Linked DNA regions of Homo sapiens: region 1 is linked to region 2. A link is a contact called in ENCODE Hi-C data. All regions are on one chromosome and are shown on one strand. The core of a region is the stretch at or near the end of the contact, and the rest is flanking DNA. Distances in the headings are between cores, read along the strand shown.

Evidence for each region. Hi-C counts contacts between places; a loop is a spot of excess contacts on that map. Pooled maps may share reads with other maps.
Region 1: a loop to region 2 is called in a map of endothelial cell of umbilical vein, with 4 times the contacts of the local background. The contact joins the promoter of LINC02797 here to the promoter of NEGR1 in region 2. A Hi-C loop is called at or near these places in 1 of 168 maps with a recorded cell type or tissue (endothelial cell of umbilical vein) and 2 of 50 pooled maps.

Annotation. Positions count from the first base shown.
Region 1 is chr1:72,847,536-72,853,807 of GRCh38, forward strand. LINC02797 (long intergenic non-protein coding RNA 2797) reads left to right here and starts at 2,754. Exons shown (of 3, transcript XR_001737674.2): 1 at 2,754-2,832; 2 at 3,167-3,267.
Region 2 is chr1:72,278,912-72,284,946 of GRCh38, forward strand. It overlaps NEGR1 (neuronal growth regulator 1), which reads right to left and starts at 3,628. Exons shown (of 7, transcript NM_173808.3): 1 at 3,408-3,628. The coding sequence starts at 3,583. LOC105378797 (a long non-coding RNA gene) reads left to right here and starts at 4,023. Exons shown (of 6, transcript XR_947506.3): 1 at 4,023-4,494. RefSeq lists silencers at 3,815-3,874, 3,975-4,064 and an enhancer at 5,446-6,035.

The sequences.
Region 1 (6,272 bases), core at 1,504-4,003, 570 kb after region 2:
GAATACATTGACAATTCTACTTTCCAATGGGTTGGAAAAAATATTATTTTTCTATCAGAGTAAATTTTTAGGGTTGGACAACCTCTGTAGGCATGCTGGACCACTCCTCATGATAGAAGTACCTGAAGCTGTTTCCAGGATCAGCAGGTCTCTGCAGCTTTTCCTGAAGATACAAGGTTGCTGAATGGCCCAGGTATAGTGTCTAACCTCCTATTTCCATAGTCTCACAAAAGTGCTGTGCTCATCTGAAGTCGGATTAGTGGCCCCGTTCCTGCATCCTTAGGCTGCAGTCATTAAGGAACCACTGCGGCCTCTCTGCAGCTGGCTCAGAGCATGTGGGATTTTTCCCAGGGTCTTTTTATAAGTGCAACTAGTTGAAAAGTGAATTTTCTCTTGCAGTATGCATCCAAACAGAGTAAGTGAGGTGGAAAAGGGAGCAAATCACTTAGTTTTCTGTGAAAACTTAGAGTATATTATCAAAGCTTAAACCCATAATTGACTTTCTTGTCCACACTTTCTTAAAAGCCTTAACATATCATAGTTGGGGGGAAAGGCTTTTATCTTGACAGTAGAACTGGAAGAGAAGTGTTACTAGAGAGGAGAGGGAAAAGGTCAGAATTCTTGGTTTTACTTAAGTGAAAAATTATTCACTAAGGAGTAGAGACTTCCTTTTAGAAAACTACAGAGTCATTCTTTCAGCTGTGTCATTTTGTAGTCGTTGTACTGAGCTTTAATTTTCTTTCTTTCTTTCTTTCTTTTTTTTTTTTTTTTTTTTTTTGAGACAGAGTCTCCCTCTGTCACCCAGGCTGGAGTGCAGTGTTGCAATCTCGGCTGCCCAGGCTGGAAGATGAGGCTGAAATTTCTATGTATTCCAGTGTTACACATATCAATTTTTATCCAGCTGGTAAATGTTTGAGTTTGGATTTATTAAAGTTAACTTGTATAAGAGAACCTTTTCTAGGGACTTATGTTCACTTAATAAAAGTTAAAAATTAAATTTGAGTGATGTAGACAGTCCAATTATATCATAGTCATAGAGTTAACATAAGTTTTGAGCCAAAAGCATTTTCAAAAATTATGCATTATAAATTTATAATTGAAAAAATCAGAAATTTATAGCCCAATATAATTAAGTGATTTCCTGGGTGATAACAAAACCAGAGTTAGAAACTTGATTCTCAAGCAAGCTTTCTGCCCCTTTCTGTCTGAAAGGTGACAGAAAAAAAGTTACTGTCTATGGGACATAATTTTTTCCCTCACTTTGTATGCAAGACTTAGGGAAATTTAGAAATTCTGAATATTGTATTAAGAAATGGTGAATTTCTACTCAGAATCCATGTTGTTTAGAGATTAAACTAGTAATTACAAAGGAATGGATGGTATAGGCTTCCACAGAAGGTCATGACTGATCCACGAAAGAGCAAAGCCTGACATTTTATCTCCATGAATGTGGGAGAATGAAGATACTATGAGATTCAGGGAGAAAGAATTATAATATAATGATATCCTTAGGCTAAAGAGTTAGCGGGACATCCCTGAAGTGCTACCTATACAGTTTCCATAATATCCGTCCAATTATGAACATTTTAAGAAACTCATGTGGGTAGAGAAGTCAAATTTCCAAAACCAAGATTAGTGATTTTATGGCACATGGCTCACCATAAAGAAACACATGTACACACACATAGACATATACATAAAAATGTACACACACATGCGGACACATATATAACAGAAGCAAATAAGATTTTGTTTTAGCAGATTACCCCACTATTATGGTAACTTGTTATTAATCATAACTCATTCTCTGTTTTAGTGTTGAGTGTTCTTTGCCTTCAGGAGTGGTTTACAGAGAGTATTGCCAGTTGACAAGAATATGTATTTTCCGAGGTATTTAAGTTGGAGGTAAATTTATGTAAAGTGGGAGATTGCAGAATATTAAGAAATTTTTTTTAAAAAATTTCAATAATTAATACTTGCACAATTGTTTATAGTTTATCCAATGGTTTGATGTGCAGAATCTTATCTAAAGAATCAGGGTCAATGTACAGCCATTGCTCAGGGAAGAAACACTAATTGATATGTTGACATGTATTCTGTTAATTTGGTACCCTCCTCCCTCCCTCCCTTCCCTCCCTCCCTTCCCTCCTCCCTTCCTTCTTTCCTTCCTTCCTCCCTTCTTTCCTTACTTCCTTTCCTTCTGCTTACTATGGCTTGCTCAATGAAGATGAGCAAAGAACTCCAGTGTTCCCGATAAATATGCCAAACTGCAGTGCTCTTTGTTGTGATCAGCATTTTTAAAGGTAGGTTTAAAAATTCAGATTGAAGCAAAGCTCATACTTTATAGAGAAGTGGTAGCAGTGACAGCCTCAAATTGTGAGATTTGGCCCAAGTAATTCAAATCACATGTTTTAATCTCAGTTTTATTTGCATGGGCTACAGGCTATAATTAACATCAAGTGGCAAGACAGGATCACATACAGTAGAGTCCTGGAGTACAGTCAGGTCACCAACATTGAAACAAGCTTTCTGCTACTTAACTATTCAAGACTAGGTCTCTGTGGCCACAGAGAAATGACTAAGGGAGTATTTAATGACCAATTATGTGAGGAGGATAAAGAGGGGTGGACTTTCACCACTAAATGTAGTGGTAAGTGAGATTGTATTTTATTTTGATACCTTCTAACTTCTTTTTCAATGCTTGATGCCTAAATTATTTTGTAATCTGGCCTTTGCCAACTTAACTTCTCATAGAATTCTACCATATACCCAAGGCATACAGACATAACATGAAAACTCCCTGCCAAAAACAAAACAAATTCTACTTCATAGGTAAGAATGTTTCACACATGCTCCTTCTTTTCAATAACTCTCTATATTCTGGAACTAATGCTTAATCATCCTCAATAATCAACTCAATTGTTGCCACTCCTGGAATGGTTTTCCCAAGCATGCCCCAGGCTGAGTTAGGTTCTGCTATGATTTGAATGCTTCTGTTACCCCAAAATTCTTATTTTGAAATGTAACCTTCAAGGTAATGTTATTATGAGGTGGGACTTTTCAGAGGTGATTATGTCATGAGGGCAGAGCCCTCACGAATCCAATCGGTGCCCTTATAAGAGCGAGAGGCCAAAAAGAGTCTGTTCATCTTTTCCACCTTGTGAAGACACTGAGAAAAAGCAGCCATCTATGATCCAGAAAAATGGGAACTTACCAGACATTGAATCTGCCAGCACATTGACCTTGGATGTCCCAGTCTCCAGAACTGTAAGAAATAAATTTCTGTTGTTCATAAGCCACCCAATTTATGGTATTTTGCTATAGTAGCCAAGTAAACTAACAGAGGTTCGCTGCTTTTATTGCATTTATGGCACTGAACCATTCTTATCTAAGTGTAACTACAAATCTGAGTTTTTCTATTACTTCTCTATTATTATTTTATAGCATACTGTCTGACATATATAAAGGGACCTATAAGTGCCTATCTAATAAATTCATGAGGGCTGGGCACAGTGGCTCATGCCTGTAATCCCCACACTTTGTGGGGCAGAGGCAGGCGGATCACCTGAGGTCAGGAGTTCAAGAGCAGCCTGGCCAACACAGTGAAACCCGTCTCTACTGAAAATACAAAAATTAGCCAGGTGTGGCGGTGGGTGCCTGTAATCCCAGCTACTTGGGAAGCTGAGGCAGGAGAATCACTTGAACCTGGGAGGCAGAAGTTGCAGTGGGCCGAAATCATGCCATTGCACTCCAGTCTGGGTGACAAGAGTGAAACTCCATCTCAAAAAATATAAATGAAATAAAATAAAATAAAAATAAATACATACTCCCTCCTTCTTCTGTACAGTCCCATTCTTCTGTGCCAAATACCTAAATTGTGTTCAGTTCATACAAGTTGTTTCTAGATCAAAAGTTATAAGCCTTCATATATCTAAGCAGTATGCATATTTCAGACTTAGGGTACTTTTGAAGTTTGGAAAGTCTCTAAAAAAGAAATGATAGATGAGACTTGGAATATTTTTGAAGTGGTGGCATTTGCAAGCTCGTTTTCTTTAATCTGTAAAGCAGAGGGTAAATTTCTATCTTCCAAATGAATTGTTGTAATTACTGAATTCAGATTGAATGACACTGTGTCCTCTCAGAAACAACTCATCCTCAGAGGATGCCTGAGGTAATCTGTAGATAATTGCTTCTAGCTGGGTTGGTTTAATCATATGCACGCCTTGGGCCCCAGACCCTAGCTCTTGAAATGTTAGTTGCTCCTCAAGAGCCTTCTTCATTGCTTTAATGGGATGTGAATGAGATTATCTCTCAGGACTGCTCTTCCTGGTACTGTATCCGCGTGCTGCATAATTGAATCTGCAAGTGGTTTTGGTAGGACTAAATCAAACCGTAGAGATTCTACAGGGTGTGTTTCTTATGTACTGTAATCTATTGCCAGGAATTCTTTGTCAGTGACATTTGAAATCTGCCCTTAATATTTTTGTAACATGTGGGGAAGCAGTTTCATTGATAGGGTCATTTTCTTTAGCCGTTATGAGAATCATTCAGGTTTCGCCAAAAGATATCATTGGAATATAATTTCCACAAACTGGGGAAATGCACCTTCATGTAATTGATGGGTAGTTATTACTCATTTTAAAAGTATTCAAGCTAATAAATGAAAAAGGGCTTATAAAGTTATGTCATCATATCACCATTTTGCAGCACTAGTAAAATAATGTATCTAAGCAATTATCATCAATGGCTACTAATATCATGAAGACATAGGCAGCACAACATCATGCAAATTCTGATTGAAGTACAGCTATAAAATATTCATGGCCAAACAAAATCAAGCCTGGATATGACCAAGTCTATAGCCCTAATCACCAATGAAGATAAAATATATAGGAAAATATATGCTGAATCTTGAGAATATGATATGTAAAATGTAGGCTGTGTAACTCTTAACAAGTCAGTAAAATATAGGACAAGCAACCTAATTTTTCAAACAAATAACTTGCAGAAAAAAACTAAGAGGTACAGGAGCCTAAAGATCAATATTACCTGGGAGAGTTAAAATGTAAGTCACAAATGTAAATCACATGCTGATTTTAAATTTCCTCTTAGCCACATTAAATTTTGAAGTGGTGAAATATGAGATTTTTCTTTTTGCAAGAAATTGACTTACAGGATTATGGGAACTCACTAGACAAGTCTAAGAACCAACGGGCAGCTCAGCAGGCCAGAAACTCTTGGATAGGAGCTCATACTGAAGTCTAGTGGTAGAATTTCCTCTTCCTCTCAGTTTTACTATTAAGCCCTTACAACTGACTGGGTGAGGCGTACTCAGATTATTTAGGACAGAATAGTCTTCTCTACTAAGTCAAATTTTTGCGTATGCTAATGACATTTATAAAATACATTTACAGCACACCTAGATTAATACTGAATTAAAAAACTGGATACTACAGCCTAGTCAAGTTGACACATAAAACTAGCCAAGTTGATACATAAAACTAGCCATCATACTAACAAACCATTTATGGGGAAGTAGTATTGATAGACTGAAATTTGGGTTCTAGAGTTACTCATTGCTATTAGTTGGTTACTGTTTATAGGTCCTTTTAGCAGACAGAGTTAGAAAATACATATTTTTTAAAAGATAAAATAGGTTTAAACTGATACTTCATATTCAAATTCAGAACCGTATGCTTCTATTTAACCTTACAAATTTTACTGTACATTTTATCTTCTTTCTGTTACAATGGTCATCCCAATTACTGCATTAGCATGGAGAAATATTCATTTCCTTCATCCACAAATACACACTTAGCTTTAGAATCACTATCCCAAACCTACCACCAAGAATGTGATTACTGAATCTATTTACAAATATTTATTGCAGTGCTTTAGGTCCTTGGAATATATCTCATTATGGATGTGCAGTCAAAACACTGTGAAAAAAAAAAAGCTTAATTTTTTGAGTAATGTTAAGTTCACAGCAAAATTGACCAGAAAGTACAGAGACTTTTCATGTCTCAACCTCACTATTGTGTGTATGGGTTGGAAGGAGGAAGTACACTGTTGACATCCTGCATCAGAGTGATACATTTGTTACAAACAATGAGCCTACATCTATAAATCATTATCACTCAAAGCCCATAGCATATATTAGAGTTTACTCTTGATGTTGTACACCCTATGGGTTTGACAAATGTACAATGATATGTATCCACCACTGTAGTATTGTACAGAATAGTTTCACTACCCTAAAAATACCCTTTGCT
Region 2 (6,035 bases), core at 2,378-4,877:
ACAAAGCTTAAGAAAGGGAAATATCAAACATTACTATATTGAATATCTGTATCATTAAATACTTTATCAAGAAGGTCCAAATAATTCAAGTGAATCATTCAGAAATTTAGCACAGAATAACATTATTAAAAGTAAGAAACATCTTTACACTTCATATATATGGCTTCACTAACCCTAAAAGACAAAGTTAAAATGATAAAAATATTAAAATTATTAAGTGGAATGTCATCATAAATCCTGTATTTAAGCTAAACAGAAAAGATGATTTACAAAATGATAGATACAGTTAGATAACAGAATGAATTTCCCTTGGGTATTATAACTCCACTTAAGGAAAGTTTTGTTTTTCATGATCCTCTTCTCAAAAACAGATATTCTGGCACTTAGGAGACAGAAATGTATCATTTGACCTTTAAACTTCTGTTTTATTAGTGTAACCACAAGCAACAGAGTCACTGACTGGCATGTTTGCACTTTATGGCCTTTAGCACTTAAAATTATTTGATAACTGTTATGCCACTATTTGTTTTTTATTAAAGACACTGTGAGGAATATGTTACATTAAAAATAGAATATATTGGGCTAAGCTTGATGAATGATATGTAATTTGGTTAAGTGTTCTCTTGAGCACTTCATTCATGTATTTTGATGGGACAAGGGCATATGTTTGAAGGGTAGAATTTTGTTTTGTTTTCTAGTGAGTTAGAGAATAACAACAGATATGGTTTTAAGTATACAAAGAAAAAACAAAATATAACTGTAACATTACTCTTGATTAAAAAACGATGCATCACCTGAGTTGCCTATACTCAATTAGTCCTTAAGCTCTATCTGTAATGGTCTATGATCAGAGGAAATTACCAGCTGTAGAGAAGAGTCAAGAAAAAAATAACTGACAATATTTAACATTTTCTAATGGAGAGAGAATTTCTTATAAATGGATACGTTAAATTAGTTTAAAACCTACAGACAATGTAAGAAGTTCAACAACTGGATAATTCTTAGAGAATTTCAGAATTACTGTAAGCAAATTGCTTTGAGTAAAAGTAATGCAGTTCAAATTTCTATTTCATATGATAAAAAAATTTAAAAACTAAAATCTAATTTGTTAGAAACATTATTGAGAAGACACAGAGACTCTGTTCTCTTTAAGAAGTTTGAAAGTCAAGTTCCCTCAGTATCACAAAATGCGGGATATAGCATCAAAATGGATGAGGTACAGAGCACACAAAGTAAACAAGGACTGCACCAAACCAACAACACTGGAAATATATGGTCCCCACATATTAGGGAAGCTCCACTGTTGGAAGCAATGAGTGAACTAAACATGGGTCTCCTGGAAGCAGAATGTGGGTCCAGCTATCTTCACTAACCATAGTATTTATTAAATTGTTGTTTGTTTGGGAAACCAAATGCCAGGATACATTATTGAAAGAAAAGCAGTCTCCTAAACCCTTTAGGGTGGAAATGGTAATGCTCACTACAAATAAGCAATATGTTGCTTGCTACAAAAATACATATTGCAGCTCCCATGATATGTGTTTGCAATCTCTGAAGATAGTGTCTTGCCCTTACCACTGTTGTTCAAACTTCTAAAACAAACTTAACATAAAGAGAAAATACAGGCTTAATTTATATCCTCTCTGTGACAAAGAATTTATCACTGTTACCAACAATGAAAAGTTTTTTTTTACTGTGTAATATCAAAGATATTAGTTACTTTTGTATATAGTGGCATTTGTTATTCAAAACAGAAATTATTAAAAACATATGTATTAGTGTATATTAAAAAATACGATAGTATTCCAAATTTGAACTCATAGGCATGTTCCAAAAGGTGTAAGTCATATACCACACCCACATCATTAAATTTAAATATGTTGCATGTTTCAAACAGAAACATTTCCCACTCTCTTTCACCTTAGACATGTCATGTACACTGATGTTGTGCAAGCCAGACTTACAAGCCAACTACCACCCAGTGGAGAAAAAGAAGATCTTTCAGGGAAATGTGAGGTGGGGTGGCAGGGGGAGAAGGGAGGGTGATGGGAAAGAAATGAAGGAATAGGGCGTTTAGCTTTGTTTAGATCTAAGCTTTGCTGATCATCCATTTATATTTTCATAGGAAATAAAATATTCCCAGACTCCCACTCTGCAGTGTTGCTTAGGGGTAAAATCAGGGTATGGATGTTTATTAATGACAAACCACCTCAGAGCTCAAGCTCAGAGGAAAGAAGGGAAAATGAGAAAAATAAGTAAAAGTGAAGACTGATGGAGGGAGGAAGGTAGGAATAAAAAGGGGATAGAAAGACACAGAAAGAGAAAAAGAGAGAAGCAGAGACAGAGTGAGAGCAGCGAGTGAGACAGGCAGTGTGTACACATGTGTGAGTGACAATGTGGAACAGAGAAGGAGAGTATGCCTTTTAAAAACAGTGAGAGACAATCTGAATGTGGAAGTGGTTCTTACAGCATGGAAGTGCCAGTGCATGTGAGGATGTGAGAGTATGTGAGTTAGTATGTTTATGGAAATAAGATTTATGAGGGTGAGTAAATGGTACTGGAGGGGAACAGTGACCATGCCTGTGTGTGCCACAGGGGTGGGAAACGGTATGGGGAGAGGGATGAGAAATGGGAGTCAAAAGAGGGAAGACAGGGCACAGGATAGGGACATTAAGGAGGAATAAAAAAAATAGACAAAAAGAAAAAAGGGTAAAAGAGAGGAGGAAAGGGGATTAAATGTGAGGAACAGAAATTAGAGTCGTGGAGATAAAAATGAGAAAATATGAGAAGAAATTTTAAAAAGGAGGGAAAAAACAGAAAATAGAAAAGGTATGAAAAGAGATATTGGAGGGAAAAAGAGTTACAAGGAGGTGGGGAAAATGGTATAAGAGAATGAGGAAGGAGAAAAGAAAGAAAACAGAAAGCGGTAAAAGGAAAGAAAGATAAAGAGCAAGAAATCGAGCCTAAGTGTCCAAGTGAGAGGGAAAATAAATGGGAGCAGAGAACAGCAGTTTGAAAGAGTCGCTTATGCTGGAGTAAAATAGAAACAAACCTGATAAACTTGTCAGACTCTCCAGGAGTACCCCATGACAGTAAAACAGAGACCTTGTGCATTGAGTTTCAAAGTGGCACCTGCCCCTCCTTCTAAACCTGACAGTTCACTCATCCCCAGGCTACTTGGCGTTCCGGCAAAGTGCTTTAGCATCACGAGTCCAGCTTGCTACCTGCCCCAGCATAAACGGGCCGGGGCTCCGGGAAGAATCTGCACCTGGAATTCTTGGGATGTGGTCTTTCCATGATGAGCACCACCAGCATTATTGCTTGTGTTATAAAGAAGGCAAAGAGGGTTCAAAGAGAGACAGAAAGATAGACCGAAACAAGTACGAAAAGCACGCCGTTCTTCCTACCTAAGCACCGCCGTGTCCCCTTTTCTGACCATCATGTTGTCCACGGCCGCCCAGGGGAAGTCCACACTCTGTCCAGCCGGGAGGCAGGAGGGTAGCAGGCAGCACAGGCTGAGGAGCACCGCCGCCAGCCACTGGTTCGAGCAACAAGCACCCTGCACCAACAGCATCATGTCCATCCCTGCTAGGGCTGCTCACTCTCCAGCAGCTTTCAGCTCGCACTCCCCCACCCCCTGGTGCTGGCGAGTCTTCCCGGGAACCAGGCGGCGCGCCACAGGATTTTTTTTTTTTTTTTTTTTTTTTTTTTTTTTTGGTGGGTGGGTGGGTTTCTTTTCTTTCTTTCTTCCCCCCACCCCAGTTGTTGGGTGTTGTTTCTCTCTTTTTGTTTTTCGGTGTTTTTGCCTCCCCTCCTCCTCTTCGCTTTCCCTCCCTCCCTCCCCTCCCTCCCCCTGGCACCACACTACACCTCCTCTCGGTTGCTTTTGGCCGCGTCCGGAGTGTGTCTAATTCTCGGGCGGCTCGCACACCATCTAGCGAGGAGGCGAGCGCGCCGGCGAGTGAGGGAGGAGGCGCGGCGGCGGGGGAGGAGGCAGGGCGAGCGGCGGCGGCGGCGGCTGCAATCCCAGCAGCAGCAGCAGCAACAGCAACAGCAGCAGCAGAAGCAGCGCGGAGCGCTGCGCCGGCCGCCGGCTCCCGGGCTCGCGCGCGTTGCCAAGCGGCCGTTTCCTTAGCAACCCCGCCAGGGGACTGGGGATGGAGAAGGGAGGGGGATTAAAAAAATAATAAAAAAAGAAAGAAAAAAGATAGCAAGAAAAAAAAAAGAAAAGCAAGACAACGAAAAAAAAAATAGGAGGAACTGTATCACAATTATGCAAACTAAGGGGGAAAGAGAGGCACCTTAGAATGAAGGCTCTCCTTACTGTCGTAAGCGCTAGAGGGATTCTTTGCTAGAAAAGTCTCCGTGTCAGGGCTGGGGTGAAGAGAGCTGAGGGGCGCTTTGCCTTCCCTCACCGGTGCGTTTTACCTCTCGAGGCACCGTAAGTTTGAAGTCCTCCAAGTTGTGGTCGGCGCCATCATGACGCCGGCGACTGTGAGTTGTTTTTTTGTTTATTTTCTTCTAATCTTGCCTGGGTGGCTACGCTGCAGTTAGCGAGCAGCCAACTAGTTCTCTCTGCGTTTTCTCGGGAATAGGTAGGGACGGTGGCGGGGCGCTGCTTTTTTGCGGGGACACGAGGAGGTGCAAGGCCTTGCGGCAGAGCAGCTTGCGTGTTTGTGGCGGTCGGCCCGTATGGATTGCAGGACGCCCCTCTTTTATCTGTGGGTGTTGACACTAAGTTGTGTGTGTGAGTAGGGGATTGTTTATGGTCAACATGGAGTGTGTGTGTGATAGAGAGCGTGTCGTGCGCGCGGGGGCCTGTGCACGCGCGGCACGCAGGCGCGCTGGGAGGGACGGGGCGGGTCATGCTGGGATGTAGAGTCGGGAAAAGACTGCAATCAAGTGTTTTAATTGTGTAGAGCCCAGGCGGTCCAGTTATGTAAGAGGCAGTTTAACCCATTTGAGCCTATCAGGCCGAATAATCGGCGCATCCGAGTCAAGGCAGGGCAGAGTTAAGGGGTTTAACGAGTCGCAGGGTTGTATTTCTTAACAGCCTCCACACCGCGTTAACAGGCTTGCTCCTCCGCGGTGCAGAGCGGTAACCTCCGCTTCCCCACGCAGCAGCCCCTCCGCAGCTCGCCGGGCTGTTTTCAGCCCTGCCCTGGCCCAAGGCAGAAGGAGATACTAGGCGTGGGGCCACCCCTACTCTTTTTTCTTCTTTCCTTCTTGAACTCATTTCCAGATTCAAGATCCTTAAGCTTTTCCGGGCCATTTGCAAATCAATGCGAGAACCGAGGCTGAGTCGTTAGCAGTTACACCAATCAATCTTGTTCAGCGAGGAGTTTGGGAAGCAGAGCGGGGAAGTGAAAATGGAAAATAAGTAATTAAAAAATAAGCTCCCTCCCCCTCACACACTTTTTCCCTTCCTCCACCCCATCCCCCTTTAGCAGTGTTTGAAGAAGATATTCTTTGCCAGATCCCAGTTCTTCTTTTGGAGGAAATGAAGCAAAACCTCACACGTCCGTAACTCGTTTTCCATAATGCTAGCAGGGTCATTTGGCAAAGCGCACCGAAGCAAGACTCTCTGCAGGGGTCAGCATCCGGCTGCCTCCGCAGACTGAGCTCTTTACGAGGCAGGCAGGGAGTCGTTTTGCTTGGTGGTAGCAGTGTTCAGAGTGATTTTTATCGCCATGCACGGGGATATATGGGGAAAGGGAAGGGTTCCCATCACCTGTGACCACCCAGACTGGCTTACAGACGAATCCTTAACTAGCAACACCTCCCTGCTGAACTGGCACTCCAAGGCTGGGCAGCTAACGGAGACATTTGCGTCAGGAGTCACTGATGTTAGTATTCTGCCTTAACTCTCAAAACCGACTCGGAAACTGAGAGTGCAATAGTTTCAACCGCATTTTGAAACATCAATAAAATGTTAGTCATTTGCGGATGAATGAAAACATTTTCTTTACCGTCTGGTATGCTAGGGAAATAATTGTGAAATGACAGACTCTCACTAATATCGATGCCAAATACCT